Linked DNA regions of Homo sapiens: region 2 is linked to region 1. A link is an interaction called in ENCODE POLR2A ChIA-PET data of the cell type or tissue named here. Cell type or tissue: PC-9. All regions are shown on one strand. Links, peaks and the distances in the headings refer to the core of each region. The heading gives the core; the rest is flanking DNA.

What was found. ChIA-PET counts read pairs that join two places held together with the same protein. Peaks named below come from ENCODE experiments on the same cell type or tissue, not always from the same donor. Only the 100,000 strongest peaks of a DNase experiment are listed, where the experiment ranks them.
Region 2: POLR2A ChIA-PET joins it to region 1 with 6 read pairs; 5 of 35 experiments call an interaction of 5 or more read pairs at or near these places.

What each region holds. Positions count from the first base shown.
Region 1 is chr3:177,219,416-177,235,024 of GRCh38, forward strand. It overlaps LOC107986053 (a long non-coding RNA gene), which reads left to right and starts at 6,972. Exons shown (of 3, transcript XR_001740576.2): 1 at 6,972-7,024; 2 at 10,975-11,062. In PC-9, for the core only: no CTCF peak of the experiment used is centred there; no DNase peak of the experiment used is centred there.
Region 2 is chr3:177,369,153-177,384,761 of GRCh38, forward strand. No RefSeq gene overlaps it. Among named protein-coding and RNA genes, the nearest start is that of LINC00578, 65 kb to the right of the region's middle. RefSeq lists an enhancer at 9,115-9,294. In PC-9, for the core only: no CTCF peak of the experiment used is centred there; a DNase peak (open chromatin) is centred at 8,249.

The sequences.
Region 1 (15,609 bases), core at 5,031-13,030:
ACTGTATTGGCAGAGAGAGGTCAGGCTTGCATTTGATAAACACCTCAAATGAGCTTCATTTGATCTAAACGAGGCACATAATAGCGTATAAGCAAATGTTAACAAAAGGTCCACTATAACCAAAAAGTTTAATAAATCATATTTTATTACTTTTCACAGAAATATGCCAGAGAAATTTGAAAATTTATTTGCCAAGAAAAGTAGGAATAGTATTTAGGGCTCTGGCCAGCTTTGGATTTGAATTCAAGTTTTTGACCTAAAAGCTTCTCAAAACTTGTGTTTTGCCGGGCATAGTGGCTCATGCCTGTAATCCCAGCACTTTGGGAGGCCAAGGCAGGCAGATCACCTGAGGTCAGGAGTTTGAGAGCAGCCTGGCCAACATGGTGAAACCCCATCTCTGCTAAAAATACAAAAATTAGCTTGGCATGGTGGTGGGTGCCTGTAATCCCAGCTACATGGGAAGCTGAGGCCGGAGAATTGCCTGGGAGGCAGAGGTTGCAGTGAACTGAAATCGTGCCGACTGTACTCCAGCCTGGGCAACAGAGTGACACTCCTTCTCAAAAAAACAAACAAACAGAAAACTCTTGTGTTTTAAAGAAAATGCTGATATCTGGAATAGATACTAATCAACAGTACACACACACACACACACACACACATACACACAGGAGGGAGAAAAATAAAAATGTAGGATACAGGTTAGGGATTCATTTCTTTTATGTGGAGAGTGTTTTCTTCAACCATAGTTTTGTGATTCAGCATTCATAAAATAAATCGTTTACAATTTGGGCGAAATAACATCAGGTTCCTGCAGGGCTATAGAAAATGACTTGTGGGGGCTAATATGAAATAAGGGTTGAAACAGTACACAGCCTTTGTTCTATTCCAAGGGGTTGACAGTCTTTAGAAGGTTCACGAACCACTGTTTATGACTCACTCGCTTCCACCTACACTTCCTCTCCACGTTCTTCACATCACTAGGGCTTGTTGTATTATCCTAGTTTTTGAAATCCATTGCTTCCCACAGTTCTCCAATCAAATGCCTTCTCTGTGGGGACCTCGAGAAAGATACACTAAGGTATGGTGAACCAGGTCATTCTTCACCCAAAATGACCTAGTTCTCCTAAGTGACTAATTTCTTGGTCGTCACTGAGGTACCAATCCCTTCTGCTGGCCTTGTGTGCCCGATCCTCCCCTGCTCTCAGTTACCTCAAAGCAAGCTTCCAGCTTGTTGCAGGCTGTTTTCTCTCCTCCAAACAATCAGGGCCTAACAGGATTTGAAACTTGTTTTGGTTGTTCCCAATCTAAATATTTCCTCAAATCTATCCAGCAGTACTTACTCCATCCAGTTACATTTCATCCTAAGCCCCTAGTAGGGAGGCCGGGCCACCTTCCTGCCTTCCTTCTGCCTAGATTCCCTGATCACAGCATTCCTGTTGCCCTTCCATTCAGGAAGGACATGGACAGAGGGTGGTCAGAAGCCCTGTCCTATATCCTAACCAGAGGGCTGAAGCCTACCTCTGAACTGGATCCTGCCAACCTATTTTCCTGGAGGCAGAACTCTGTGTCACCTCTTCCAGTGCAGATAACTGAACAGTCCTACTTTCTCTGGCCTGTACTTCCCCACTTATTCTCCCTGCACCTGGCCTTCCCCCTTCCTCTTCTAGACTTTCCCTGAATTTGTAGTTCCTCTGTTTGAGCCTCAGGTCTGATTTTCAGCCCTAATCAGAATCCCTTGTCTGTGTCTGCTTTGACCAGAGAGGTTGCAAGTTTCCTACTAACCCTTCCTTCATTCACGTCCTGTCATTCTGGCTAACAAAAATTAGCTGGGTGTGGGGGTGCACGCCAGCCAAGCTTCTTGACACACATGTACATGCTCGTGTGTGCACACTCCTGCACGTGCACCCTTACAGAGGAAGTATTCAGATCGCTTTTTGCACAGCTAGGGTATGCAGATTCCTCTTTTTTTTTTTTTGAGACGGAGTTTTGCTCTTGCCCAGGCTGGAGTGCAATGGCACGATCTTGGCTCACTGCAACCTCCGCCTCCCGGGTTCAAGCGATTCTCCTGCCTCAACCTCCTGAGTAGCTGGGATTACAGGTGCCCACCACCACTCCCGGCTAATTTTTTTGTATTTTTAGTAGAGATGGGGTTTCACCATGTTGGCCAGGCTGATCTTGAACTCCTGATCTCAGGTGATCCACCCACCTTGGCCTCCCAAAGTGCTGGGATTACAGGTGTGAGCCACTGCTTCTGGCCTTTGGATTCCTTTTCTACTAACAGAAAACCCTGGCATCCATGGAATAATAATGGGGAATAGTAACAGCAATTTTATCTTCATAGGGAGACTGCTTCAGAGAGGGTATAAAAAGCTGGGGAGCCAACGGTAGACTTGCCTTCCACCATTATAGAGCTCTCCCAACTCTACGACTTCCTGACTACTACCCATCTCAAATCATATTAACACTGGACAACTCTACTACCAAGTGTGTATGATGCCACTTCCTCTGAGCAGGAAAGGAACCTACTCTCTGCCCTTTTTCTTCCTCATTTGACTGCCTTCCCCATCAGCACCCACCTAGGCTCCCACACTTCTCCCTCCTCCCAGGGTAGTTCCTAGTAGTAATTCAAGCGACTGGCTCCAGTGCCTTCTAGCATTTACTAGGTAGCATTCCTAAATGCCACCTTCTTGGGAAGAATCTTCCAGCAGACACTAAGGCTTATTAGACACTGAAATGAGTTATGGAAGAAGGTTTAGATTCTCACTCCCTGGAGATCTTTAAAAGCAAGAATGGATTCTCATCTGTCTGGGATGATTATGTGGGATATTCCTGGTAGGCCAGGGAATAGACCTGCTCATCACCAACAAATAATTTATTAAACTCCTGGGCATTCATGATACTGTACTACATTCCACGTATATTAAAAGATAATTTTAAAAACACAGCCCCTACTCTCAAAGAAGTTTTTTTACTAATGAAACAAAAGGTTTGTATGGTGTACAAATAATATATAATGAAGGACAACAGTGCTTTAAGTTCTTGAAGCATGTAGTTTTCTTATTTTCTTTCTCTTACACTCTTTAGTTTGGGCTGGGAGCTATGCAGAGCAAGATTTTCAGTGAACAAGATTTTCTTGCTCATATTTTCTTGCTCAGGAGGTTGTGAATGATGCAAAATGTGAACATATCGGAAGAATTAAGAGGGAAAGAAAGCACAAAGTGGTCTCAGTTCTGGCATGCAGAAGGCAAGAGGCTGATGGGCTTGATCTCAAAGGATCCTTCACTTTTTCGCACCCTGGGATTCTAGTTCAGGCAGTAATTAGGATCAAGAGGGATTATAAGGAGGTGTGAAGAGTACAAATTATTAAATATTTTTCCCATCAGAGCCATAAAATATTATTGGCCAGGGGTCTATTTGAGGCCAGATTTTTTTTTTTTTTTTTTTGAGATGGAGCTTTGTTTGCTCTTGTTGCCCAGGCCGGAGTGCAATGGCACCATCTCAGCTCACAACCTCCACCTCCCGGGTTCAAGCAATTCTCCTGTCTCAGCCTCCCAAGTAGTGGGGATTACAGACATGTGCCACCACACCCGGCTAATTTTGTATTTTTAGTAGAGATGGGTTTTCTCCATGTTGGTCAGGCTGGTCTCGACTTCCCCGACCTCAGGTTATCTGCCCACCCAGGCCTCCCAAACTGCTAGGATTACAGGTGTGAGCCACCATGCCAGGCCGAGGCCAGATTTTTGATCGACAAATAAGGTTATGCTCTTTGAGGGCCAGAAGAATTATATCAGTGCTCACTGGTCGAGAAGTGTGCAAGCATAGCTAGTACTTGATTACACTCCATCCCACTCCCTTTAGCAAAACACAGATGCTATGGCCCTGCTCTCTGTAGTCTTAGATCTATGCGTTCAGAATGTACGAAAGGGCTGGGCGTGGTGGCTCACACCTGTAATCACAGCATTTTGGGAGGCCGAGGTGGGTAGATCACCCGAGGTCGGGAGTTCGAGACCAGCCTGACCAACATGGAGAAACCGCCTCTCTACTAAAAATACAAAATTAGCCAGGCGTAGTGGCGCATGCCTGTAATCCCAGCTACTTGGGAGGCTGAGGCAGGAGAATTGCTTGAACCTGAGAGGTGGAGGTTGCAGTGAGCCGAGATCATGCCATTGCGTTCCAACCTGGGCAACAAGAGCAAAACTCCATCTCAAAAAAAGAAAAGAAAAGAAAAGAATGTACAGAAGCTGGGCGCAGCAGCTCAAACCTGTAATCCCAGCACTTTGGGAGGCCGAGGCGGGTGGATCACCTGCAGTCAGTAGTTCGAGACCAGCCTGACCAACATGATGAAACCCTAAAAATACAAAAAAATAGCTGGGTGTGGTGGTGCATGCCTGTAATCCCAGCTACTGGGGAGGCTGAGGCAGAGAATTGCTTGAACCTAGGAGGCGGAGGTTGCAGTTGAGCTGAGATCATGCCACTGCACTCCAGCCTGGGCAACAGAGTGAGACTCCGTCTCAAAAAAAAAAGGTACAGAGCCCATAAGGGCCAAGCTGAGGTTACATTTATACATTAATTCCCATACACCTATAAGAAGAAAGTCTTTTTGTAGGCTACCTCCTTCGTCCTTCTTATTTATGAGAGCAGGGCCCTAGAGAGCCTCAGGCAACACAGCCAGGTCCTTTGTGCCCATTCTGTGTGGACTGATTAGAACCAGGTACACCTTCCTCCTCTTGGACCAGAAGTCAAGTCTTGGCCAGAGGGAGCTGGCTAGATCCCAGTCCCATTACAACCTTCATCATGCTACTTATTCTGGGTCCACCCCAACAGCAAGGCAGCCCTGTAGGTAACAAGAGAATTTTGAAGAATTCTATATACATGTGTCTCTGTACAAAGCAAATAACTGATTAAAGATGTGTTATGAGTTTCTCAAAATTTTCTGTGTAGGGAGAGATGTGAATGGACCAAATTTCATCATTATTTACTTCTAAACATGTTTGGTTTTTTGTTTTGTTTTGTTTTTTGTTTTTTGCCACTGAAAGGAAAGCATGGACACCTTTCAGGAAAGCAAGTGTTGTATACAATAAAAGCTGTTATAATATAATCTTCATGTTCAGTTTATTGGATATTTTCACCATCCAGAAATATACAGGAAATAGGGTGTGGTTAACTATGTGGTTCTTTCAGTGCAATGAACTTCTTTGACTAAAACTACCTCCTGGGCTGCTGCCTCAAGTACCAGAGGCAGTGAACTTCTGAAGACTTAATTCCTAGACCACTCCCATCTTGTGACCTCATTGGCTTTATTATTTTTAACTAAAACATATGAGTTGAATTTAAATAGGTAAATGTGGATTTGAAATTTAATATTCCAATAATTCAGTCAAGAATTAACTAACAGGCCGGGCACGGTGGCTCATGCCTGTAATCCCAGCGCTTTGGGAGGCTGAGGCGGGCAGATCACGAGGTCAGGAGTTCGAAACCAGCCTGGCCAACATGGTGAAACCCTGTCTCTACCAAAAATACAAAAATTAGCTGGGCGTGGTGGTGCATGCCTGTAATCCCAGCTACGCGGGAGGCTGAGCCAGGAGAATGGCTTGAACCCAGGAGGTGGAGGTTGCAGTGAGCCGAGATCGTTCCACTGCACTCCAGCCTGGGTGACAGAGCAAGACTCTGTCTCAAAAAAAAAAAAAAGAATTTACTATAGGGAAGAAAGTAGATGTTTAACATATATAAATATATGTTTAACATATATAAATATATATGTTTAACATATATAAATATATGTTTAACATATATAAATATATATGTTTAACATATATTCACTCAAATTGAATATATATGTATTCATATGTATATGTCAAAACTTATCAGTATATAATTGATAAAGTCTTCAGTTTTATTTAGTTTTAAATAACCATTTTAATCTATTGTGTAACTTATTAAATGTTTCAAGAAAAACTCTTATATAATAATTGTATCTACTTAACATTTTAAACTACTAGGTCAGGCACAGTGGCTCATGTCTGTAAGCTCAGCATTTTGGGAGGCCAAAGCTGGAGGATCGCTTGAGCCCAGGAGTTTGACACCAGCCTGGGCAACTTAGGGAGACCCCTGTCTCAACCAAAAATTTAAAAATTAGATGGGCATGGTGACGTGCGTCTGTAGTTCCAGCTATTTAGGTGGGAGAATTGAGCCACTGCACTCCAGCCTGGGTGACAGCAAGACCCTGTCTCAAAAATGAAACAAAACAAAAACCAAAAAACAGTTTAAGCTTTTTTTTTTTTTTGAGACGGAGTCTCGCTTTGTCGCCCAGGCTGAAGGGCAATGGCACAATCTCGCCTCACCACAAACTCCGCCTCCTGGGTTCAAGCAATTCTCCTGCCTCAGCCTCCTGAGTAGCTGGGACTACAGGCGCACGCCACCATGCCCGGCTTATTTTTGTATTTTTAGTAGAGACAGGGTTTCACCATGTTGGCCAGGCTGGTCTTGAAATCCTGACCTTGTGATCCACCCTCCTCGGCCTCCCAAAGTGCTGGTATTATAGGCGTGAGCCACCGTGCCCAGCCAACATTTTAAGCTTCTAAACACATTGTACAACTAAGTTACTTTCAACATTAAAGAGTTGATCTATTTTTAAAAATATATAACTTAGGATGGTAAGATACAATTTTTTTACACATCCTGTCATTAAACAGTTGTATTTTAAGTGACGATTTTCTGAAGTTCCTGACAGTTCAGGAGATTTTAAATATAGAAGGGATGGTGATGGTAAGCCTTTCATTCAATTAATTGATTCTCCTACAAAGTTTAGCAGATATTCTCAATTTCAAAGATGAAACCAATTTTATTCCTTTGCAGTCAGCTGTTAACAGTTGCCCATTTTAGGAGACAAATACATACAAATGAACTCTTGGTGTTCTTGAGTACATATGGGAGAAGCAGAACAAAGCAAAGTTCCCTTTTTGCCTTACCAGGTGGATTCAATAATCCAAGAAGAATGGGACTGGAGCTGATTTCCTCATGAGCTGTGAGTCTTTGAGCAATTTACATAACTAGTCTAAACATTTAATCTCTTTGTTTGTTAACTGAAGGTAATATCTTCCTTGCAGAGTATTTGTAAATATTATAAATATTATATAAATTATGAATCATATTGTTTTTCACAGTAGATGTTCAATAAATGGTAGCTGGGTACCTGAGTGCTTATCTCATTTTCCTCCCTCCACAGATGATAAATTCCTTGTGAGAATTACAGCCCCTGGTAGTAGTGATCAACAAATATTTGTTGAGTTGAAAATGTCGCTTTTTAAAGGCTTTTAAAATAATCTTTCCTGTAGAATTTTAGACCTTTGCAAATGACTTATTTTTCCCTTCAACTTATTTTATTTATTTATTTTTTGAGTTAGAGTCTTGCTCTGTCACCCAGGCTGGAGTGCAGTGGCACAATCTCGGCTCACTGCAACCTCCGCCTCCAGAGTGAAAGCAATTCTCCTGTCTCAGCCTCCCGAGTAGCTGGGATTACAGGTGCGCACCACTGTGCCGGGCTAATTTTTGTATTTTTAGTAGAGATGGGGTTTCACCATGTTGGCCAGGCTGGTCTCGAACTCCTGACCTCAGGTGACCCACCTGCCTCAGTCTCTCAAAATTACTGGCATTACCAGCATAAGCCACTGCGCCCTTCCCCTTCGACTTCTTAAAATCTAATTTCCTGGTATCTAAAAGCACATTTGACATCATTGGCTACCGCAAAATCTAAAGTGACCTGGACACTTTCTCCTCAGACCCAAAATCCATTTTACAACTAGCTTCTCTTTTTCTGGCTAGACTTAAATTCAAAGTAGCAGTTATCCCGGTTGTTTCTTCTACTGTGTAAGAGATTAAATTGTCAGAAAAAGAAGTTACTAATTAATCAGATGCTTTGCTTTTTGCCACCGGGAAACCTCCAACAGATGCCCTGATGGCTGAAGCCCCATTTATTTATTTATTTTATTTTTGTTTGAGAGAGGATCTCACTCTTATCCAGGCTGGAGTGCAGTGGCGCAATCATGGCTCACTGCAGCCTCGAACTCCTGGATTCAGGTGATTCTCCCGCCTCAACCCTGAGTAGCTGGGACTACAGGCTCACACCACAACTCCTGGGTAATTTTTGTATTTTTTTGTAGAGCTGGCATTTCACCACGTTGCCCATGCTGGTCTCAAAGCCCTGGGCTCAAGCAATCTGCCCATCTTGGCATCCCAAAGTGCTGGGATTACAGGTGTGAGCCAGCACACCTGGCCGGAAAACAAATTTTTTAAATGACTTTTAAAAATAGAGTTGCTTTGTTGTTGCTCTTCTTCCTCCTACTTCTAGCAATGTATATTTACAATATTAGGATAATGTCTTTCTTGACTCTTCCTTTGTACTGTTGCCTTCAATCTTACCTGATTGCTGTGGTTAGAAAGGCACTATACCTACTTTCAAACTGGGAATAAGGCATAGGGTGCTGCCAGTCACATCACTTTTTTTTGTTGTTGTTGTTTTTGAGACAGAGTCTTGCTCTTGTTGCCCAGATTGGAGCACAATGGTGCAATCTCAGCTCACTGCAACCGCTGCTGGCTTGGGCAGCCTGCTTTTATTCCCTTATCTGGCCCCACCCACATCCTGCTGATTGGTCCATTTTACAGAGAGCTGATTGGTCCGTTTTACAGAGAGTTGATTGGTCCGTTTTGACAGGGTGCTGATTGGTGCATTTACAATCCCTGAGCTACACACAGAGTGCTGATTGGTGCATTTACAAAGCTAGACATAAAAGTTCTCCAAATCCCCACTAGATTAGCTAGACACAGAGCACTGATTGGTGCATTTACCAACCTTCAGCTAGACACAGAGTGCTGATTGATGCGTTTACAAGTTTACAATTCCTGAGCTAGACACAGAGTTCTGATTGGTGCATCCACGAACCACCCCCCCCCCCCCCCCCCCCCCGAGCTAGACACAGAGTGCTGATTGGTGCGTTTACAATCCTCCAGCTAGGCACAAAAGTTGTCCAAGTCCCCACCAGATTAGCTAGATACAGAGTGCTGATTGGTGCATCCATGAACCCCAAGCTAGACACAGAGTGCTGATTGGTGCATTTACAATCCTCCAACTACACATAAAAGTTCTCCAAGTCCCCACTGGACTCAAGAGCCCACCTGGCTTCCCCTAGTGGATCCTGTGCTGGGGCCGCAGGCGGAGCTGCCCGCCAATCCTGTGCTGTGGGCCCGCACTCCTCAGCCCTTGGGCCGTGGATGGGACCAGTGCCACAAGCAGGGGGCAGCACCTGTTAGGGAGGCTTGGGCCTCTCGGGAGCCCACCGCAGGGAGGTGGTTGAGGCCTGGCAAGAATTCGAGTGTGGCCCGGGTGGGCCAGCAGTGCTGGGGGACCTGGCGCCTCCTCCCAGATGCTGGCCCCAGTGCTAAGCCCCTCACTGCCGCTCCGAGTGCGGGGCCCACCCAGCCCACGCCCACCCGGAACTCACGCTGGCCCAGGTTCCTGCCCACGCCTCTACCTCCACACCTCCCCACAAGCAGAGGGAGCCGGCTCCAGCCCCGGCCAGCCCAGAGAGGGGCTCCCACAGTGCAGTGGCAGGCTGAAGGGCTCCTCAAGCGCAGCCAGAATGGGCGCCAAGGCCGAGGAGGCACCGAGAGCGAGCGAGGGCTGCCAGCACACTGCCACCTCTCACTATTATTATTATTATTTTTTTTTCTTGAGACAGAGTCTTGCTCTGTCATGCAGGCTGGAGTGCAGTGGCCTGATTTCAGCTCACCGCAAACTTTGCATCCCGGGTTCAAGCGAATCTTACGCCTCAGCCTCTTGAGTAGCTGGGATTACAGATGCATGCCACCATGCCTGGCTAATTTTTCTATTTTTAGTAGAGATGGGGTTTCGCTGTGCTGGCCAGTCTGGTCTCGAACTCCTGACCTCAAGTGACCCGTAGGACACTATTTTAAACAGAGCTGTATTAACACATTCTTTCCTTCCGATGTTGCTCCACCTCTTCCCTGTCTACATTCTCATGTTCTTTCTCTTAAGTATTCCACTCACAATGTTGTTTTCAAAATATTCTACTCCAGGAAAATACCTCTATCTACGTTTTTTCTCTGTCTCTATGGTTTTGTTAAAAAGTACTCTTCATCTTTTATAAATCTGTCCCAATTCGGCTTTGACCCTATCTCTCCCTTTACTTTCCTAACTCTCAATTTCTTTCTTTCTTTTTTTTTTTTTGAGACAGAGTCTTACTCTGTTGCCCAGGCTGGAGTGCAGTGGTGTGATCTCGGCTCACTGCAACCTCTGCCTCCTGTCCTAACCCTAAATTTCTAATATTAGTCATTTTATTTTTTGTTTCCAAGTTTTACTTTATGACTTCAGATACATCAATTGGATTCTTATAAAACATTATCATCTTGCTACAGAAGTCATATGATCTCACTGAACATTTACAAGAAAAATTCTCAAGCTCCTGTGTTTACATGTGACCACATTGATTCTATACAATCCTTTTTGGAAGAGGGGAGTGTTGTGTTATAAATAGCACACAGAGACATGACAGACAATTAGAGGCATTGAACAGGATGGGTTGTTGTGCCAAAGGGGTTACGCAAGGCACAGAATACAAAGAAAATATGCTGTGAATGTTGAGAAGAAGATTGGGTTTGAAAGCTAACAACAACAACAACCACCACCAAAAAAAAAAAAAACATAAAAAAAACAGAAATAACTCCATGAAGATGAAGATGGCATTATAGCATTTTTCTTCCCTGCACTTACCTTCTTTTTTTTTTTTTTTAGAGACAAGATCTCACTGTCACTCAAGTTGGAGTGCAGTGGTACAATCATAGCTCACTGTAACCTTGAACTCCTGGGCTCAAGCGACCCTCCCACCTCAGCCTCCCAAGTAGGTAGGACTCTAAGCATGTGCCATCATATCCCACTAATTTTTTTTTTTTTTTTTTTAGAGACAGGGTCTCACCATTTTCCCAGGTCGATCTCAAACTCCTAGACTGAAGCCCTGCACTTACCTCCTAACACACTCTATACTAGAAGGTAAGCTCCATAATGCAGGGATTTTTTGTTATTGTTTTGCCGTTTAACTTCTAAATCCTCAGCAGGGCCTGGTGCAGAGTAGCTCCTCAATAAATACTTGTTGATTGAAGAGCATGTGAATGAATGAATGAGTGAATGCAGGAAATGGTAAGATCAGCATGACCGAAGCCGTGTTCCAGTGGGGCTGGAGTAGAAAATGGAGTTCGTTGTAAGAATGTTGGAGTGCGACAAAGGAGTTTGTAGCTTTACTTTAGACAATGGGCAAGAGGGGAACCTGATGAATTCCTCGGGTCACCTTACCTCATTTCCATACTTAGTGTAATTACTCCAAAGAAGTTGGAAAGGAGATAAAAATGCAGAAGCAGACCTGGGTTCTTTATCAGGAAAGGATTATTTGCTGATGGAGCTGATTGGAGAGGCCGTGAGATGTGATTGAGCCAGCTCTGCATAGCTGGCTTGCTGCTCCCCAGGAGACTGAAGTTGGAGCCACAGATCAGTCAGAGAATGTGGCCACTGATAGACATTAGAATATTCTAGGGACAAGTTTCTTTTTCTGGACCTAGGGGCCGTATCTCTCACGTATGCCCATTGGTCTCCACTCTTAGGACTTTTTTTTTTTTGAGATGGAGTCTCACTCTGTCGCCCTGGCTAGAGTGCAATGATTCGATCTTGGCTCACTGCAACCTCTGCCTCCCGGGTTCACACAATTCTCCTGCCTCAGACTCCCGAGTAGCTGGGATTACAGGCACCCACCACCACGCCTGGCTAATTTTTACATTTTTAGTAGAGACAGGGTTTCACTATGTTGGCCAGGCTGGTCTTGAACTCCTGATGCCTGCCTCAGCCTCCCAAAGTGTTGGGATTACAGGTGTGAGCCACCGCACCCAGCTTTACCACTTTTACTCTAATCTTCATAGCCTCTCACTGGTGGATTCCTAAAATTATCTCTTAAAAGATTTCTCTACTTCATCTCTACTTCCTCTTTTTTTCCACTGCGACACCACACAAACACAAAATCTATTCTCTCACTGTCCTAAAGGACTGCTTTTAATGTTGTAATTTTCCTGCTTTAGGGTCATAATAGATCTCTAGTAAATATCTATCTAATCTATTCCATCTATAGGTTTAGCTTTCTCTCCCTTCCTTCCCCCTTTCTCCAACTCTCTTTAACCAATAATCAGTCTTCTTTATACATATTTAATGTTTCTATTGTAGTCAAACAGAGCTACTCTTATTGATTTGTTAATACACAAGTGAGCCAGATATTGTCTATTGGCATCTAGCACTTTTTACAGTCTTCTATCTCCCCTGTTTTGCAGGGGCTGGAAATCTGGGAACATGTCTCATACTCCCTTGCCAGCACAGTTTCAGACATAGCTTGAGTTCTGCCAATCAGATATACTGGTGAGAGATTTGGAAGGCAGAAGAGAGATGGCAACCACCATTGGCTTTTTCCTTTGTTACTGGTGATGGGCAGCCCTTGAAGTCAGCAGAGTCTCCAGCAGCCTCCGGATGCTAGGAAGCACCCGGTCAAATTTCTACTTATTAAGAAAAAGAGGGCCAGGCTCGGTAGCTCACACCTGTAATCCCAGCACTTTGGGAGGCCAAGGCGGGGGGATCACGAGGTCAAGAGATCGAGACCATCCTGACCAACATGGTGAAACCCCGTCTCTTCTAAAAATACAAAAATTATCCAGGCGTGGTGGTGTGTGCCTGTAATCCTAGCTACTTTGGAGGCTGGGCAGGAGAATTGCTTGAACCTGGGAGGCGGAGGTTGCAGTGAGCCGAGATCACACCACTGCACTCCAGCCCAGGTGACACAGTGAGACTCCGTCTCAAAAAAAAAAAAAAAGCCCTCAAAGACCTAAATATCTTGATATCCCTGTGAATGTATTTTTTAATCTAATTATCTGGAAAATCTTGTCTATTTTACATTTTAGGTGTGTAGAGTAGAATCATCATTAAAAGATATTTTTAAAATGTTCCCAAGTATATCCATGTAAAGAATCCAGTGTCCCTCTTTAATTTCCCCATTCAGATCAATATCTATTAAAGTAACACATTTGATATTTCTATAATATTTAATATAATACCAAATGAGAAAAACAGAAAAGTAACATTACACTAATATGATTTAAAGAGCATTTAATTATCTAATATAATTATCTCTTAAGCCCCAATTATAATATATTATTATCCTTACCAAAAAGCCAACTGTCTTGAGTCATAGCTAAAAGTGGTAGCATTATAAAAGAAAAAACATTTGATCTGATAGCCAACTACCTATTTACTATTTAAAAACACTTTAGGCTGGGTACGGTGGCTTATGCCTCTAATCCCTGCACTTTGGGAGACCAAGGCGGGTGGATCACTTGAGGTCAGGAGTTCGAGACCAGCCTGATCAACATGGTGAAACTCCATCTCTACTAAAAATACAAAATTAGCTGGGTGTAGTGGCAGGCACCTGTAATCCCAGCTACTCAAGAGGCTGAGGCAGAAGAATTGCTTGAATCCTAGAGGGGGTTGCAATGACCGCACCACTGCACTCCAGCCTTATTGACAGAGTGAGACCCTATCTCAAAAAAAAAAAAATTAAAATTAAACCCTAAAAACACCTTAATGTCCTCTGAGTTTCTGCACTATTCCTTCCAATGTCAAATAAAGATAAAGGAGAATGTCAAGGCATACAAATGTATTAATGATAGCTGAGTTCTACTCTGACTTATTTGCTCCTTCTGTATCTTCCCTGGTGAGCAATATCTGGCACATCCTTACACAAAGCCATCTTGCTTCCTAGCCCACTACATTATGCCAGTGTTACTTTTACTGCATTATTGTTATGGTTGATAACACTTTTTTTCTTCTTTTTTTTTTTCTTTTTTTTTTGAGATGGAGTTTCGCTCTTGTTGCCCAGGCTGGAGTGCAATGGTGCAGTCTTGGCTCACCACAACTTCTGCCTCCCAAGTTCAAGCGATTCTCCTGCTTAAACCTCCCGAGTACCTGGGATTACAGGCACGCGCCACTACGCCTGGCTAATTTTTGTATTTTTAGTAGAGACTGGGTTTTGCTGTGTTGGTCAGGCTGGTCTCGAACTCCCAACCTCAGATGATCTGCCTGCCTCGGCCTGTGAAAGTGCTGGGACTACAGGCATGAGTCACCGTGCCCAGCCCCAACAATTTTTGTTGGTAACATTTTGGATCTTTTTTATTTTTTCTTTTTTTTGAGACGAGGTCTTGCTCTGTCGCCCAGACTGCAGTGCAGTGGCGTGATCTCGGCTCACTGCAAGCTCCGCCTCCCGGGTTCACGCCATTCTCCTGCCTCAGCCTCCCGAGTAGCTGGCATCACAGGCGCCCGCCACCGTGCCCGGCCAACATTTTGGATCTTTTAAACCTTAAGTATTTAATGTTTTATAGGTCGATTCTTGTCTTTTTTTCTTTTCTTTTTTTTTTTTTTTTTTTTGAGACAGGATCTCATTCTGTCACCCAGGCTAAAGTGAAGTGGTGCAATCATGGCTCACTGCAGCCTCAATCTCCTGGGCTCAAGCGATCCTTCCACCTTGGCCTCCTGAGTAGCTGGGACTACAGGCGCACACTATCATGCCAGACTAATTTTTATTTTTAAATTTTTGGTAGAGATGAGGTCTCACTGTGTTGCCCAGGCTGGTCTCAAACTCCTGAGCTCAAGTGGTCTGCCTGCCTCAGCCTCCCAAAGTATTGAGATTACAGGCATGAGCCACTGTGTTTGGACTATAGGTTGATTCTAAAAGATGAAAAGTAATAAACAGCACTTAAGTTATCATGACTATGTAAATATTATTCACTGCAGAGATAAACAATGTGATGTATTTCCTGCTCTATTGTTCCAATATGACAACACTGGTAATAGTCAAAGAATGAATACAATGAATTCTCCCTGTTCCAATCTACCAAATGCTCAAAATCATGGCACATTTAAAAATATTAGCATCGCACCTTTTCTCACGGAGTTTTGTTTTTGTTTTTCCTGAAATTTTAATTACATTCCTCTCATTCTTTTTTACTGCTTTGTGTAAGAGTCTATGGCATAGATGCTCTATAATTTAGTTCACACTCCACTATTGTTGAGCATTTAGGCTGGTTTTTCATTTTTTCCTACTATGAATGATGCTTCAATGAATATCCTGCCCGTACATTTTTGTGTACATACAAATTTCTGTAAGATAAAAAGCTAGAGCTGGGTTGAAGAGAATATGCATTTTAAGAACCACTGACAAATAGCCCTCAGAAAGAGGCACTGCCATCTATATTCTCACCATCACTGTAAGGGAAGGTCTATTTTTTTTTTTTTCTTTGAGACAAGAGTCCCGCTCTGTCACCCAGGCTGGAGTACAGTGGCGCGATCTCGGCTCACTGCAACCTCCGCCTCCTGGGTTCAAGCGATTCTCCCTGCCTCAGCCTCCCGAGTAGCTGGGACTATAGGTGTGCGCCACCACTCTGGCTAATTTTTGTATTTTTAGTAGAGACTGGGTTTCACTATGTTGGCCAGGCTGGTCTCGTACTTCTGACCTC
Region 2 (15,609 bases), core at 5,101-13,100, 150 kb after region 1:
CTAATTTTTTTGTATTTTTAGTAGAGACGGGGTTTCACCATGTTGGCCAGGCTAGTCTTGAACTCCTGACCTCGTGATCTGTTCACCTCAGCCTCCCAAAGTGCTGAGATTACAGGCGTGAGCCACCGTGCCCCGCCTAGGCTCCATTTGTAAGACAAACAACGACAACAACAACAACAAAAACAACCCACCGTGGGCCAGGCTCGGTGGCTCACGCCTGTAATCCCAGCACTTTGGTAGGCTGAGGCGGGTGGATCACGAGTCAGGAGATCGAGACCGTCCTGGCTAACATGGTGAAACCCCATCTCTACTAAAAATACAAAAAATTAGCCAGGCATGGTGGCGGGCGCCTGTAGTCCCAGCTACTCGGGAGGCTGAGGTGGGAGAATGGCATGAACCCAGGAGGCAGAGCTTGCAGTGAGCCGAGATTGCGCCACTGCACTCCAGCCTGGGCGACAGAGTGAGACTCCGACTCAAAAAAAAAAACAAAACAAAAACAAAAACAAAACCCACCAAACAAACCCCCAAAACAAAAAAACAAAAAAACCAACCCATGACAGAGGATGAAAGATAAAGGAGAGCAGTTCCTACCAAGTTTCAAGCCTGGCTGCTAATTTCTCCATATGCATGACAGTCAATCAATCATCAATCAATCAGGAAACAACCCAGGTGCATTATTAAGTGGCTTCACTTTTCAGGTCAGCTGTGCTGGGTTGGCTGCATACAAACATGATTTTAAATTTCTTATTTCCACAGAGAAATTCAAAGACCTACAGTTTATGTATTCAGAATCCTCATGATGTAGACACACTACTCAAAATACATTGTAGAGATATTAAGAAATACAAGTCACAAGACCAATACAAAATATTAGATGTTCTCCCCCAAATTCTTTAGCTTGGGATTTGTTTTTGTTTGCCACGTAGCTTTACTATTGCAGAACAGTTTTGTGATGTGCCTCTTCTTCTAGGACGTGGATTTGTTAAGAATCTGCCGCAGTAAGAATATAGGCAGCTATATAAACTGTCCAAGTGAGAACTCCCTTGGTCCAAAAGATTGTCAGCTGTTTTAATTGAATCCATTTATTAGCCTGTCTCATCAGCACATGCTCCTAAGATTGTGTACAAGAATATGAATACATATCCAGGGCTAGACAATTCATGATTTTGTTATTAAAAGAAAGTCACTGGTAGAATTCCATCCATAAATATTTGACTAGAATTACAGAGGGACTGGCAGGCTGCATTCATTCAAATTGGCTTTACTGGTCAACTTTTCAGTTGAAGCCTGTGAGACATTTGCCAAAAAATGAGTGAAAAATCAAGCTCTATCCCAAAGTGTAACTTGGAAGTATCCTAACTATTTGTAGGGCAGGTCTTTAGCTGGTAACCCGACCTGGTCAATTCCTTTCTAAAATAGCCCCTGCATCTGTCTCATTTTCTTCATTACTTCTATTACCAGCTGATCCAAGCCTTTATATCTCACCAAGCAGTTACTGCAACAGTTGCCAACTGGTCCCTGTGCTTCCAGGCTCTCCCAACTTCAATTCAAACTCTGTCAAGGGGACGTTTTTTTAGATCACCACTCCCCCTTGTTCATTTCTTTGTTTAAAAATCTAAGTGCAAATTCTGGTATATTGTGATTAACGCTTAAGAATGCCTGTCTTTGAGAGGAAGGTGTTATAATATTAATGAACAGTGCTAAATACACTGTACGTATCTATAATTTAATCTTTGAATGTATGTTACTGGATTAGCTCCCTCCTCCTTCTGTGTGATGGCATCATGCATGGAGTCAATCAAATCCTTGTGATGTTTTGCATGGACTTTGGCAACATGTAAATAATGTGTAAAGCAAGTTTTTATGATGAAGGAATCAAATTTATTGAATTTTATTATTGAAAGTTGAAACTTAACATGTATGGACAAAAAACAATAAAAGAATATACTCTTTTCATGGACAACAACAACAACAAAACTACGTGCCTCGATATTGTTTACTGAATCAAGTAGAGATTTTATTTTGAAGCAAGATTATTTATTAGCATAACTAAGACCATATGCCTTGATTAAAAGTAACATAAAAAGTAGAGAGACTAGGTTCTTTCTAGGAAATGTCAAGGAAGAAAGGCATTAAAGAACTGTGAGAAATGAAAAAGACTGTAGTTCAAACCAGGGTCATCCAGGGCCTGGTGCTTATATGACTGTGGGAAGGCCTTTTTAAAAAAAAAATTAGAAAGTACATACATACAAAATTAGATGTAGGTCTTGGAAGGAATCAGGGCTTAGGCTTTATTAGCTTAGTAGTAAATCTACCTCTGGGTCAAACAAACATGGCCTAATAACTGAGTTTATTTGTTTTGAATATTCATATTTGGATCAAAGTGATACAATCATGTGGTATCAACTCAAATTGTGCAGAAAAGTTTATAACAAGATTCTCTGGTCCCCCACCCTCCTCATCCTTAGTTCCAGCCCCAGAGACAACCTATTTTAGCTTTATCTTTCCTTTGGTGTTTATCACAAAAGGTTTAGTAATATATGCTCATAATTTTTTTATGATTAATCAAATTTAAATAGTACCTATTGACTCATTGCTATGGCATATGAGGATTTATCTTATTTTATGCCACCTCCTCTCAATGTTTGGTAGTAATTATTATTGCTTTTATTATTGTTTAGTAGCTTAGTCTAGTAACTAGCTTTAATTTTAGTTTTGTGTAATTTAGAAATTGCTCCATGATCTAATTCCACTGTCATTCAATGTGTAGCATTTCTGCTGGTTTCTTTTGTTGCTTCCCTTGCACACTAGATTCATAGTGCCCCTCTCTTCCAGCCCCACCCCCTTTGCCTATTGAAGTCCTTTCCATCCTTCAAAGCCCAGATCAATTCTTACCTCATCCATAAATCTCAGCTGTTCCAATAGACTTTGTTATCTCTCTTTGAATGCTTCTCACTTGACTTCTGCAACACGCAATTTAGCACTTAATTATAAAGCTTATTGTTTGTTTTTGAGCCCAGCCGCCTCCCCCTCCCTGGAGCCAGTCACTATATCTGTTGCAAGGCTGGCTCTCAATAAGTGTTTATTGAACTGAATCATTCTGTTCTCTGTTTCAGATTTGTGAGTCTTACCTGCCTCACTAGATTATAAATGCCACATATTCTTGCATTTTCCCATAGTGTAAAACATAGAGTAGGTACTCAATAATAAAAATTGTTGAATAATTCTGATCTTTTGCTTCATCCACATTATCTTGTAGCATTTCTCCTGCATTTACTGGAAGGTAGGAGAGGGTAAGTGAAAGCATACTATTTAGTTTTAACTCTGGGCCATATTTTTAAAAATATATTTTATCTACCTTTTCTTCGTGAGCGTAATTCTTTTTCCTCATTCACTCACTGAGTTCCCAAGAAGGTTGTTAAATATGGCTTAAAAATTATCCTTCAAGGCAGTTTTTGTGTGCAGAAAAGATTACTGAGTTTTTTCGCTTTAAAAATTAATAATCAATTAATTAATGTTACAAATCCACACATGTAGTTCTTTTTAAGCTTTTAAGTTCAGTTTATAAATCTTATTTTTCTGTTTATAAATCGAGCAAATTTTAACAATCATTTTTAAAGCAGCCTTTGACTAATATTTGGTCCTTTTCACAAACTTAAATAAACAGCCTGGAACACTTTAAATTTCATTTATGATTTAAATGTGCTTGATTTTCCTTTTATAGACTTTAGTTGCTTGCTTTAGCTAACAGACCTTTTCTAAGTATTTAAATAACTGTTGTAAATCTAACAAATCAAATTCAGCTATGGGAACACTAAAATCTCTTAAATCTTCCAATATTATATCATTAAAATTGTGTAAATCTAAACTCTAAATCAATAACTCAATCATATATTTTAAGGTGGAATTACAGGGCTGAACTGTTACATGAAGAGGCCAAAGTCTCATGTGACTTTTTAAATTCCAAATATTCACATATCCCTTAATAACAAAATTATAAAGATTACAGGTTTTTTTTTTTATTAAGCATTTATCAACTCAATTTCCAAAATTTATGGGAATTAAAGGATGCTTATCTGGCTGGTCATGATAGCACATGCCTGTAATCCCAGCACTTTGGGAGGCCGAGATGGGAGGATTGCTTGAGGCCAGGAGTTTGAGACCAGCCTGGTCAACACAGTGAGACCGTGTCTCTATAAAAATGTCAAAAAAATTTTTTTAAAAAGATGCTTATCTATTATGAAGCAAATGTATTACCCTGATGAATTTTGAGGATTGCCCTCAGTCTTAGTCAGTTCCAGCTGCTATAACAAATTGCCATAGACTGGGTGTGTTAAATAACAGAAACTTTTCTCACAGTTCTGGAGCTGGAAATCTAAGATCATGGCACCAGCATAGTAAGGGTCTTGGCAAAGGTCGTCTTCCTGGTTTACAGACGACAGTGTTTTCATTGTACCCTCACTTGGTGGAGAAAGAGATCATTTCTCTAATGTCTCTTATAAAGTCACCAATCCCATTCATAATCTAATTACCTACCTAAGGCCCCACCTTTAAAATATCATCACATTGGAGATTTAGGCCTCAACATATGAATTTTGGAGGGACACAAAATACTTAGTTTGCATCACCTTTCTACTTGATTATGGGAGTTGCCTTCTTGGCTTGTTGAAGGCACTTAATGCCTGGAGAAGATGGCCTGGGTATTAGTAGAGTGTCGTGTAGAACTAAAATGTTCTGGCAGGCTTCTTTTCATAGTTGCTGGGTAAATGGCCTCCATTTGGGGTGATCCGATGTCCACTAGGTTCGACTGAAGCTTTTCCTAGTTTTGTCTGTCAGGGAAGTCTGCTACTTAACTGGCTTTTAGATATGCAATCTGCAATATCTAATTGTACCAAGTTAAGGCAAGGGCTCAGGAAGCAGCCATGCTGGACTGGATTTTTCATTTTTTTGGCTCTTAAGATACGTAAATTGTAAGATCACAAATCTTAAGATCTGAACCTTAAATTGTAGATCTTTGCATCCAACTCTTATAATCTTTGAACTGGATAGAATTAGGCATTCTTTTAATATGTTTCTTGTCTAAAAAAAGCCACAAGTTTTACACATTAAAATATTATCCAGTTGAATTAGGAATGTCTCTTGGCTTTGACTGGCACAGCAGTCACAGTGTCTGAGCACGTTCTATTACTAGATGTGAACTGGGCATAGGTTTATGAAATAAAATCTAGAAATGGGCACTGTACAAACCAATGATTATTACTTGCTCTGATTCACCCGTGCTGCAGTGGGGAACAGAAAACTAACAGCAGAGCAGGATGCCGCCCCAGCTAAGCCTGTTATAACTATAGAAAGTCTACAAAAGGACAGAGGCAGGCTTCCTCTGGGACTTCATCTAGAGGTCAGGAAAGAGGCTTCTATCTTACAGGGTAATTTTCATAGTATGGGGTTCCTGTCTGCCTTGTTTAGGGTAATATCCTCAATGCCCAGAACAATGCATTGCAAGCCATTAATAAAAATATTCTGAATGGATGGATTGATGGATGGATGGCAGGCTGTACCAGGCAGGCCCTCTCCTGTGCATGTAAAGGACATGTGTAGAGGAGATTGTTTATATAGCTACCATTTGACATGGAGCTAGAACCCAGTAAACTGCAAAATTCACGAGTGGAGCAGAAGCAGCTGGTTTACTCAGAAATACCTGAGATGTTTTTATAAACACTCAAGGTAATACAACAACAACGGCAACAACAAAGTAAAAACCCCAGAGCCTTGCTGCCATGGGCAAAGAGGCTTTGTTTTTGAGACGAAGTCTAGCTCTTATCCCCCAGGCTGGAGTGCAATGGCGCGATCTTGGCTCACTGCAACCTCCACCTCCCAGGTTCAAGCGATTCTCCTGCCTCAGCCTCCTGAGTGGCTGGGATTACAGGCATGTGCCACCACGCTCGGCTAATTTTTGTATTTTAAGTAGAGACAGAGTTTCACCATGTTGGCCAGGCTGGTCTCGAACTCCTGTCCTCAGGTGATCCTCCTGCCTCAACCCCCCAAAGTGCTGGGATTACAGGAGTGAGCCACCGCGTCCGGCCACAAAGAGGCTTGAATGATGTGATGAGTATGATATGTGAATCACAATTTTAAAAAGCGATCATGGTTCAGTCATTTTCTGATATTTTCTTATGGGCATGGACGAGTGTAACCTATGCCTGTGACACCAATGAGGACAGACAGGCAAGCAGGATGCCCTGTTCTTGCTTGTGATAACTGAAATAGCAAGTTTCCAGTCTGGTTTTCTCCCTAGGCTCTCTTAAATGCCATCATAAGTATCACTGCAGACAAGGAGCAAACTGGGTATAGAGATTGTCTCCAACACAGCAGATGGATTCCTGTTTTCTTACTATATTCACTGCTGTATCATTATGGGGGAAAGCAGTTGAACAAGGAGCAGACATACGAAATAAAGTCTTTGTTACCTATAGGCAAATAAGTACATTAATTTTGTGAGATGTTTCGAGAAGAGGAATGATAGGAATCACATCCTAGTGTGTGTGGGTATGGGAGACAGATTAAAAGGCATTCCTAGGAGGAGCAAAGATTTCAGGAGCTACTAAATGATAAAATGTGAGATCCTAATCAGAAAGATGGTACTTTATGTATAGGATTGAGCCTGAGAAAAATTATGGAAGGGTTGTATGAGTGATTTGGAGGGGGAGGGGATTGGAAAGTACAGAGGGGACTCCTGGGGAACGAGAGAACTTGCTTTTGTTCAGAAGCATTAGTCTTTAATGTTGAGGGCATTTGAAAAGACCTAGAATGTAAATCATATTAAAAATCAAATCAGCAGGTTTGTTTTTTTTTTTTTTTTTTTTTTTTTTTTGAGACGGAGTCTCGCTCTGTCGCCCAGGCTGGAGTGCAGTGGCGCATTCTCGGCTGACTGCAAGCTCCGCCTCCCGGGTTCATGCCATTCTTCTGCCTCAGCCTCCCGAGTAGCTGGGACTACAGGCGCCCGCCACCACGCCTGGCTAATTTTTTTTTTTTTTGGATTTTTAGTAGAGACGAGGTTTCACCAATCACAGGATGGTCTCAATCTCCTGACCTTGTGATCCACCCGCCTCAGCCTCCCAAAGTGCTGGGATTACAGGCGTGAGCCATCACACCCAGCCGTATTTTTTTTTTTTTTTTGAGATGGAGTCTTGCTCTGTCACCCAGGCTGAAGTGCACTGGCACAATCTCAGCTCACTGCAACCTCCACCTCCCAGGTTCAGGCGATTCTCCTGCCTCAGCCTCCTGAGTGGCTGGGACTACAGGCGTACGCCACCACGCCCAGCTAATTTTTGTATTTTTAGTAGAGACGGTGTTTCACCATGTTGCCCAGGCTGGTCTCAAACTCCTGACCTTTAAGTGTTCTACCCACCTCGGCCCCCCAAAGGGCTGGAATTACAGGCATGAACCACTACGCCCGGCCAAGTATTTTTCTTTTTTTTCTTTGAGCATCAGTTGCATGCACGGCACTGAAACATTCTGTGTTTTTCCCCTTTTGTTTCATGTTCATGGTTGCTTCTCCTGAACGTGCACAGATGAGAAAAGAGGAGTTAGACTATGTCTGCATATCTTTGGCCATTTTTTATCAAGGGGGCACAGATAGTCAAAGACTGAGCCAGCCTTGAAAAACAATGCATTTGTGGACTCTCCTCTATCACTATTTTTATTCCTATAAACGAAAACTTCAGTACTATGATACAGTAGCTATAACGTTCCCTACAGCTCTTCACAATATGGCAATTACTGAAATGGTTTCTTTCTCATTATGCAGCCCCAAAGCAGTGAGATCATGAGGTAGGCAGCAAGAGAAAACAATATTTAATTTGTCCTAAAGGACAGGTGCCATGGGAATAAAAATATTCTCCTTTCCCCTGAGGTTTAAATACGTGGACACAACCAAAAAATGCAGGAGTGATACTGCACACCAAACAAGCCCGAACGTAATCGCCTAATTAAATCATTTTCATCTAATGAATATAAGCAACAAAATAAACTGGCATAGCAGCGAGTCAGGGAGTGATTCCAATGGAAGCAACTGCAGAGGTGGTGTGGCCGTGCCGGGACTTGCAGAGCTTTTCTGCTTATTTTCAAGTGACGCCCGTGTTGGCACCTTAGCTCCAGGTGAGTGGGTCTGAGAAGGCGGCTCTGTCTGGCAGTCTCCCAAACAGGGTTGGACTTCCTATGCACCTTCACCTTTTGCCTGGGGAAAGCTGGGTTTTACCCGAGAATGCTGGGGAACATAGGCTGGGCTAAGTGTGTTCCCTAGGGCTATATAGGGGTTTCCCCCGCTGGCCTGGAGTTTGTCAATAATATTTACAAAGACAAATCCCAGGTTCCTTGATCTTGATAACGGTAGATGGAAAAAGTTTATGGTGTTATTCTGTGTTGCTTTAACATGAGATCAACAATGAGTTGCCTTCCGTCTCAAGATGATAAGGGATATTTTGGAAACATTTTGAGAACAATTTTTTAGCCTTTACCATCTTGTTTGACTTCTCCCTTTAAAACTATCTTCTTGGCCTGGTGCAGTGGCTCATGCTTGTAATCCCAGCACTTTGGGAGGCCGAGGCGGGTGGATCATTTGAGGTCAGGAGTTCAAAACCAGCCTGGCCAACATGGTGAAACCCCGTCTCTACTAAAAATACAAAAATTAGCCAGGTGTGGCGGTGAGTGATTGTAATCCCAGCTACTAGGGAGGTGGAGGAAGAAGAATCCCTTGAGCCTGGGAGGCGGAGGTTATAGTGAGCAGAGATTGCTCCACTGCACTCCAGCCTGGGAGACAGAGTGAGACACCGTCTCAAAAACAAAAAACATAAAACATCTTCTTTGCCTCTTGCCCCACCTATAGAAAAAAAAGGAAAAAACAAACAAAAAACTAAAATAAGTTGACCACGAGGACAACTTAGTGCATTTTACAATGGAAGAAACAGTGATTTTGGAACTATTCTGACATGTATTGACTGACAACTGGATTCTACCACTCACTGGTTCTGTGACCATGGACAAGTTCAGATTCCTCGTCTGTAAAATGGGAATGATAAAGCAGATTCAATGAGACAGTGTATGAAACGTGTAGATAGAGCTGTTCTTCAAGGAAGATCGGTTTCCTTGGCTGGGAGGTGCATACTCTATTTACGGACGGACATCCCTTACTTTCTAGATGCTTCTGTGACAGGGGATTCCCATCTTGTCACGTAGGCAGGAAAGTCCCTTCTTACTATGTGGATTCTAGGGGTGTGAGAAGATTTCTTTTCTCACCACTGTGGCAGTGAGGGTTAGGGGAGTCCCTTTTCACCCCTTTATTTATTTTTTATTTTTTGTTTTTCTTTTGAGACAGAATTTCGCTCTTGTTGCCCAGGCTATAGTGCAATGGCAAGATCTCGGCTCACTGCAACCTCTGCCTCCCGGGTTCAAGTGATTCTCGTGCCTCAGCATCCTGAGTAGCTGGGATTACAGGTGCCCGCCACCATGCCTGGCTAATTTTTGTATTTTTAGTAGAGATGGGGTTTCATCGTGTTGGTTGGCCAGGATGGTCTCGAACTCCTGACCCCAAGTGATCCACCCACCTCTGCCTCTCAAAGTGCTGGGATTACAGGTGTGAGCCATTGCGCCCGGCTTTAATACTGATGGAAAAGAGGGGAAAGAAAGGGTGGAAAAAGTCACTTCTGGGAAATGTAGTGCAGAGCTTGATGGGAGTGGAGGCAGACTCCGTTCTTGCCATGTGTTTTGTGCTTCTGAAGGGGAGAGGGCTGGTCTATTTCTAGTGCATATTTCACTATAGGCTGACTCCTCCCTGTCTTGTGCTGTTTCCCACTTACCCCCCACACATCTTTTAAAATCGGTAATATCAACACTTCCCTGGGTTCTTGCTCCTGTACCTCTCCTCTTTTTAGCCATTAATCTTCATTTGTGTTTGCAGAATATGCCAGTAATGTGGAAACAATCTTATTTCTAGCTAAGGGAGATTTGAGAAACTTTGCTTCGGCTCTCATATATAACACACAGGAAAGTCACAACCCTCACCCTTGTGGAGTCTGCTGCCTAGTGGACAGAAGTGAATATATGGGCACAGGTGTGAGGGAGGAGAAGCCTTGGGCCTTTGGGCAGCCAGGCGACTTACAAAAGAAGACGCAGAGTTGACAGTTGGATTTAAAGTGTTTGTGCCAGTCAGGCACAGTGGCTTACTCCTGTAATCCCAGCACTTTGGGAGGCTGAGGTGGGTGGATCACTTGAGGTCAGGAATTTGAGACCAGCCTGGCCAATGTGGTGAAACACCGTCTCTACTAAAAATACAAAAATTATCTGGGCGTGGTGGTGTGCACTTGTAGTCCCAGCTACTCAGGAGGCTGAAGCAGGAGAATCGTTTGAACCCAGGAGGTGGAGGTTGCAGTGAGCCGAGATTGCGCCATTGCACTCCAGCCTGGGCAACAGAGTAAGACTCTGTCTCAAAAAAAAAAAAAAAAAAAAAAAAAAAAGGAAGCAGTTGTTGTCAATCTTGACAGCATATAAGAAAGCTATGTGGAATCTTTTAAAATATACTATGCCAGGATCATACCTCCACAGATTCTGATTTCAGAATCAATATAGAAGGGAATCTGGGCATCAGGGTTGTATAAAGGTCATAGGTGATTTTAATGTGCGGCCATGTTTGAGAATCACTTACTGCTCTACTCTTCTTTCCCTTTCCTTTTCTCCTCTCTCCTTCCTTTTTTTTTTTTTTTAACTGTAATCTAGTGGTTCTCAACCTGAGCTATACATTAGAATTACCTGAGGAGATACAGAAAATTCAGATGCCCATGCTATGTATGCCCAGACCAATCAAATAGGAGTTTCTAAAGGTGGAACTCAATAATTCATAAATTTCTTTTCTTTTTTTTTTTTTTGGAAGCAGGGTCTCTTTCTCTCACCCAGGCTGGAGTGCAGTGGCACAATCTTGGCTCACAGCAGCCTCAGCCTCCAGGGCTCAAGGGATCCTCCTGCCTTAGCTTCCTGAGTAGCTGGGACTACAGGCATGCACCACTGTGTCCAGCTAATTTTATTTATTTTTTTGTAGAGATAAGGTCTCTCTATGTTGCCCAGGCTGGTCTTGAACTCCTGGGCTCAACTGGTCCTCCCGCCTCTGCCTCCCAAAGTACTGGGATTACAAATGTGAGTCACTGTGTCTGGCTAAACATCCATAAATTTCAAGACTGGTTCAATTGTACAGCTCAGATTGAGAGGAAGATTGGAGGAACTAGATGCTCTGTGACTGTCAGGTAGAGACCAAGTTAGCAAAGCAGACTGAGAGGTGAGATTAGCACAGAAACTGGGAGAAGAGGGGGTACTTAGGTGTTTGGTATAAATGGAGCCTTCAGTATAACGTTGATGAGAAGTAATGATAATGTTTCATTCCTGACTTTAAAGAGGATACTACCAACATTTTCTGATAATAGGTACTATGCCTAAGAAGATCACTTCTGTTCTCTTACTATGAGTTTGTATTATGTTGAATTTTATCAAATTCTATTCCTGCATTTATTAAAATGGTCATATGGTTTTCTTTTCTTTTTTTTTTTTGAGATGTAGTTTCACCCTTGTCGCTCAGGCTGGAATGCAGTGGCATGATCTCGGCTCACTGCAACCTTTGCCTCCCAGGTTCAAGTGATTCTCCTGCCTCATCCTTCTGAGTAGCTGGAATTACAGGTGCCTGCCACCTTACCTGGCTAATTTTTGTATTTTTAGTAGTGATGGGGTTTCGTCATGTTGGCCAGGCTGGTCTCGAACGCCTGACCTCAGGTAATCCATCCACCTCGGCTTCCCAAAGTGCTGGGATTACAGGCGTGAGTCACTGTGCCCAGCAATGGTTTTCTTTTTTAATCTGTTAATGCATTGAACCACATTATAGATTTTTCTGATATTAAACCATCCCTGCATTCCTGAGATAATTGCAACTTGATTATGGGATGTTATTTTTTATCTATACTATTCCAATTGGCTTTGCTAGTAATTTGTTTAAAATTTTTGCATCTTTATTTATGAACTAAAAAGGCCAAAATTTACCCCTTTTCTAATGTCTGCATGACTTTGGTATCAGTTTTATGCTGATTGTGTAAAATGATTTGGTGGCATATTTCCTAGAAGAAATTGTGTAAGACAGATGATTTTTTTCTTGAAAAATTGGGAGAATTTTTGCATGAAGCCATCTGAGATTGGCATTTCATTGTGGAAATACTTGAAGATATTGCTTTAACTTCTTTAATAGTTACAATTATATTTTTGTATACTTTGTATTTTTTATTTATATTTTATATTTATTATTTTAAATATATATTATTTATAATTATTTATTATAGATATTTATTATATAAAATATTTATAATATATTTTAAAAATGTATTTTAACATATAATATATTAATATAATAATATATAATATAATTAATATATAATACAGTAATATAATATATAATATAATAATTATATTATATATAGTAGTCTACATAATTATTATATTATTTATAATAATACTCTATATAATTATTATATTATATAATAATATTCTATATAATTATTATATTATATAATAATATTCTATATAATTATTATATTATATATAATAATAGTCTATATAACTGTATATAATATAACATTAGAAATAGATGCAGGTGTAAGAGGTTGGGAACTAGAAAAATACATCTTTCAGAGCCTGCTTTCAGCAAAAATACAAAGTATACAAAATACATAATATATAAAAAAATATAAATATAAATATATAAATATATAAAAATATATTTATATATTATATATAAAATATAAAATGCATATAAATATATTATGTAAATATAAATATTATATAATATATTTATATGTATTTTAAATATATATTTTATATATTTTTGTATCCCTTGTATTTTTGCTGAAAACAGCCTCTGAAAGATGTATTTTTCTAGTTCCCAACCGCTTACACCTGCATCTATTTCTAATGTTTGCCAGCCAAATCTCTTGCTAGCTCCATTTTTTTAAAATTAACATTTATTCTCAACATGCCGAAAAATAGCTTCTGTTGCTTTGACAAGGTTGCTAATGAATCTTCATGATGCTGACTGAACAGGATTCTTTTTTAGTTTTTTTTTCAAACTTCATGCTTTATTTTGAGACTATTTACCAACCACTTCTTTCTGAAACTTTCTACTGCCTGGTATGTTTGACAAAATTCTTTCCTGATATCCTCCTAACTCTCTGATTATATTCTAAATATCTCCTTCCTAATCCCTTTCCTCTTTCTCTCCTCATGGTGTGAATATATTGACATTTGCAGGTTTCCATTCTTACACCACTGCTCTTTTCATTCTATACAGTCTCCTCAGAAAATCTCATCTACTCTTATTTAAATTTTACCCAGGGGTACATAAAATTTTATGGAGTCTGAAGCTTATAAAATTTTGGAGCTTCTCTGTAAGAAAAATATATAAAATTAAGTACAAGTCCTCATCTTGGAAGTAAGGGGCATGAAAGTTAAACTTCATTAAAATTACAGTAAATGTCCCTCTGTCTATATTTCCCAAGTTGGAATATGTTTTTTGACCTCTTTCCTAAAGGTTCCTTTAAGATTTGTAAATGAAATTATTTATTGAACTTATCTGTCCCACAGTGGGACTTAAGATGTCCTACAGTATGGAGGTTTCAAAACATGGCTGCAAAACTATATGAAATGCCTCCTATTGAGAAGTGGGGTCTATGTCTCTCGTTTTGAGCCTGGGCTTTATGACTGCTTGATCAGTAGAATATAGTGCAAGTAATATGGTGTCAGGTTCAAGCCTCGAGAAGCTGATGGCTTCCATTTGCTGTGTTTTGGGATGTTTGCTTTTGGACCCCGGACACCATGCTGTGAAAAAGTCAGAGAGCCACATGGAGAACCCACATATAGGTGTTGGAGCAGACAGCCTGGCAGAGGTCCCAGCAGGCGGCCAGCACCAACTTGCCAGCTGTGTGCGAGTGAGCTGTCTTGGAACTGGAGCATCCAGCTTCAGGTCAAGCTGCCCTGATTGATACCACATGGAGTCGAGGTGAGATTTCCCCACTGAGCTCGGCCCAAATTGCTAATTGGTAAGATAAATGTGATTGCTATTTTAAAACCTTGAGTTTTGGGGTGGTTCGTCACGCAACACTAGATAGCTAGAACACACAGACACCTCAACTTGTTCCTTCCCCTATGTGTCTAATCATAATTAATGATGGTGTCAGTGACACTGTTACCCATACATTATGTGAGCATTTACTCTAATTTTTCCTATTCCCTCATATCTAATTAATCACTAAGTTAGGTAGTTTCAGATTTTACTTCTTACATATTTCTCCCATCTACTTCTTCTCTATCCTTTTGTTAGTAGTGCCCTCTGTATCTTTTAATGTTTTGCAGGAGACTCGTAATGTATTTTCCCGTATTTGTCTTTGCCCTGCTCAAAATTGACTTCCTGCACTACCACAAAAATGTCCATGAAATGAATTCTAACTATGCTACAAATCTGTTCGATGAAATAGACATAAAATAATTAAAGATAGGCCGGGAGCTGTGGCTCATGCCTGTAATGCCAGCACTTTGGGAGGCCGAGGCGGGTGGATCACCTGAGGTCAGGAGTTCGAGACCAGCCTGGCCAACATGGTGAAACCCCGTCTCTACTAAAAATAAAAAAAAAATTAACCAGGTGTGGTGATGGGTGCCTGTAATCCCAGCTACTCGGGATGCTGAGGCAGGAGAATTGCTGACCCTGGGAGGCGGAGGCTGCAGTGAGCCAAGATCATACCACTGCACTCCAGCCTGAGCGACAGAGCGAGACTCTGTCTCAAAAAAAAAGTTAAAGATATAATGCAAGTAACACATTTCTCAGCTGAAGAAAGACCTGAGTTTGCCCATTTGAATATTGCAACACTAACACGTAGATACATTCTTAAACAGTTTCCTATAGGCATCCTAACCTTCATCTAGCTCTCATCCCTGCCCCACTAAACAACCACAATAACAATATTTTGCCTACAAAGGATTAAAATGCAAACTGCCTTGGATTTCCAATAGGTCAGTGGTAAAAAATAATAAAAAAACTCAATAGAATAATATCTTTGGGATTTGAGGGGGTACAGTTAGTCAACATTTTTTTTTTAATTTGTTTTGTTTTGAGATAAGGTCTCACTGTTACCTAGGCTGAAGTGCAGTGTCACAATCTTGGCTCTCTGAAGCCTCAAATTCCATGCTCAGGTGATCCTCCCACCTTAGCTTCCTGAATAGCTAGGACTACAGGTGTGCACCACCATGCCTGGAGGAGCCAACATTTTAATACTCAGCCAAGTTGTCATTATGAGAAAATAAAAATGCGAAAGTCCAAAAAAGAATGTCACCCACCATGCCTCCTAGAAATAAAGATGATTTTCGGTATTATTTGTAGTCTATTTTGTCCTATCTGCAGTGGAACTTTCTATGCCTAGTTATGTCATGAGATTGGATAATACTGTGTAGCTACTATACTATTTCAATGATAGATATAGTGCCATTAGCTAATACTTTTAAAATGTCGAATAGTTCAGCAACATTATAGAATAA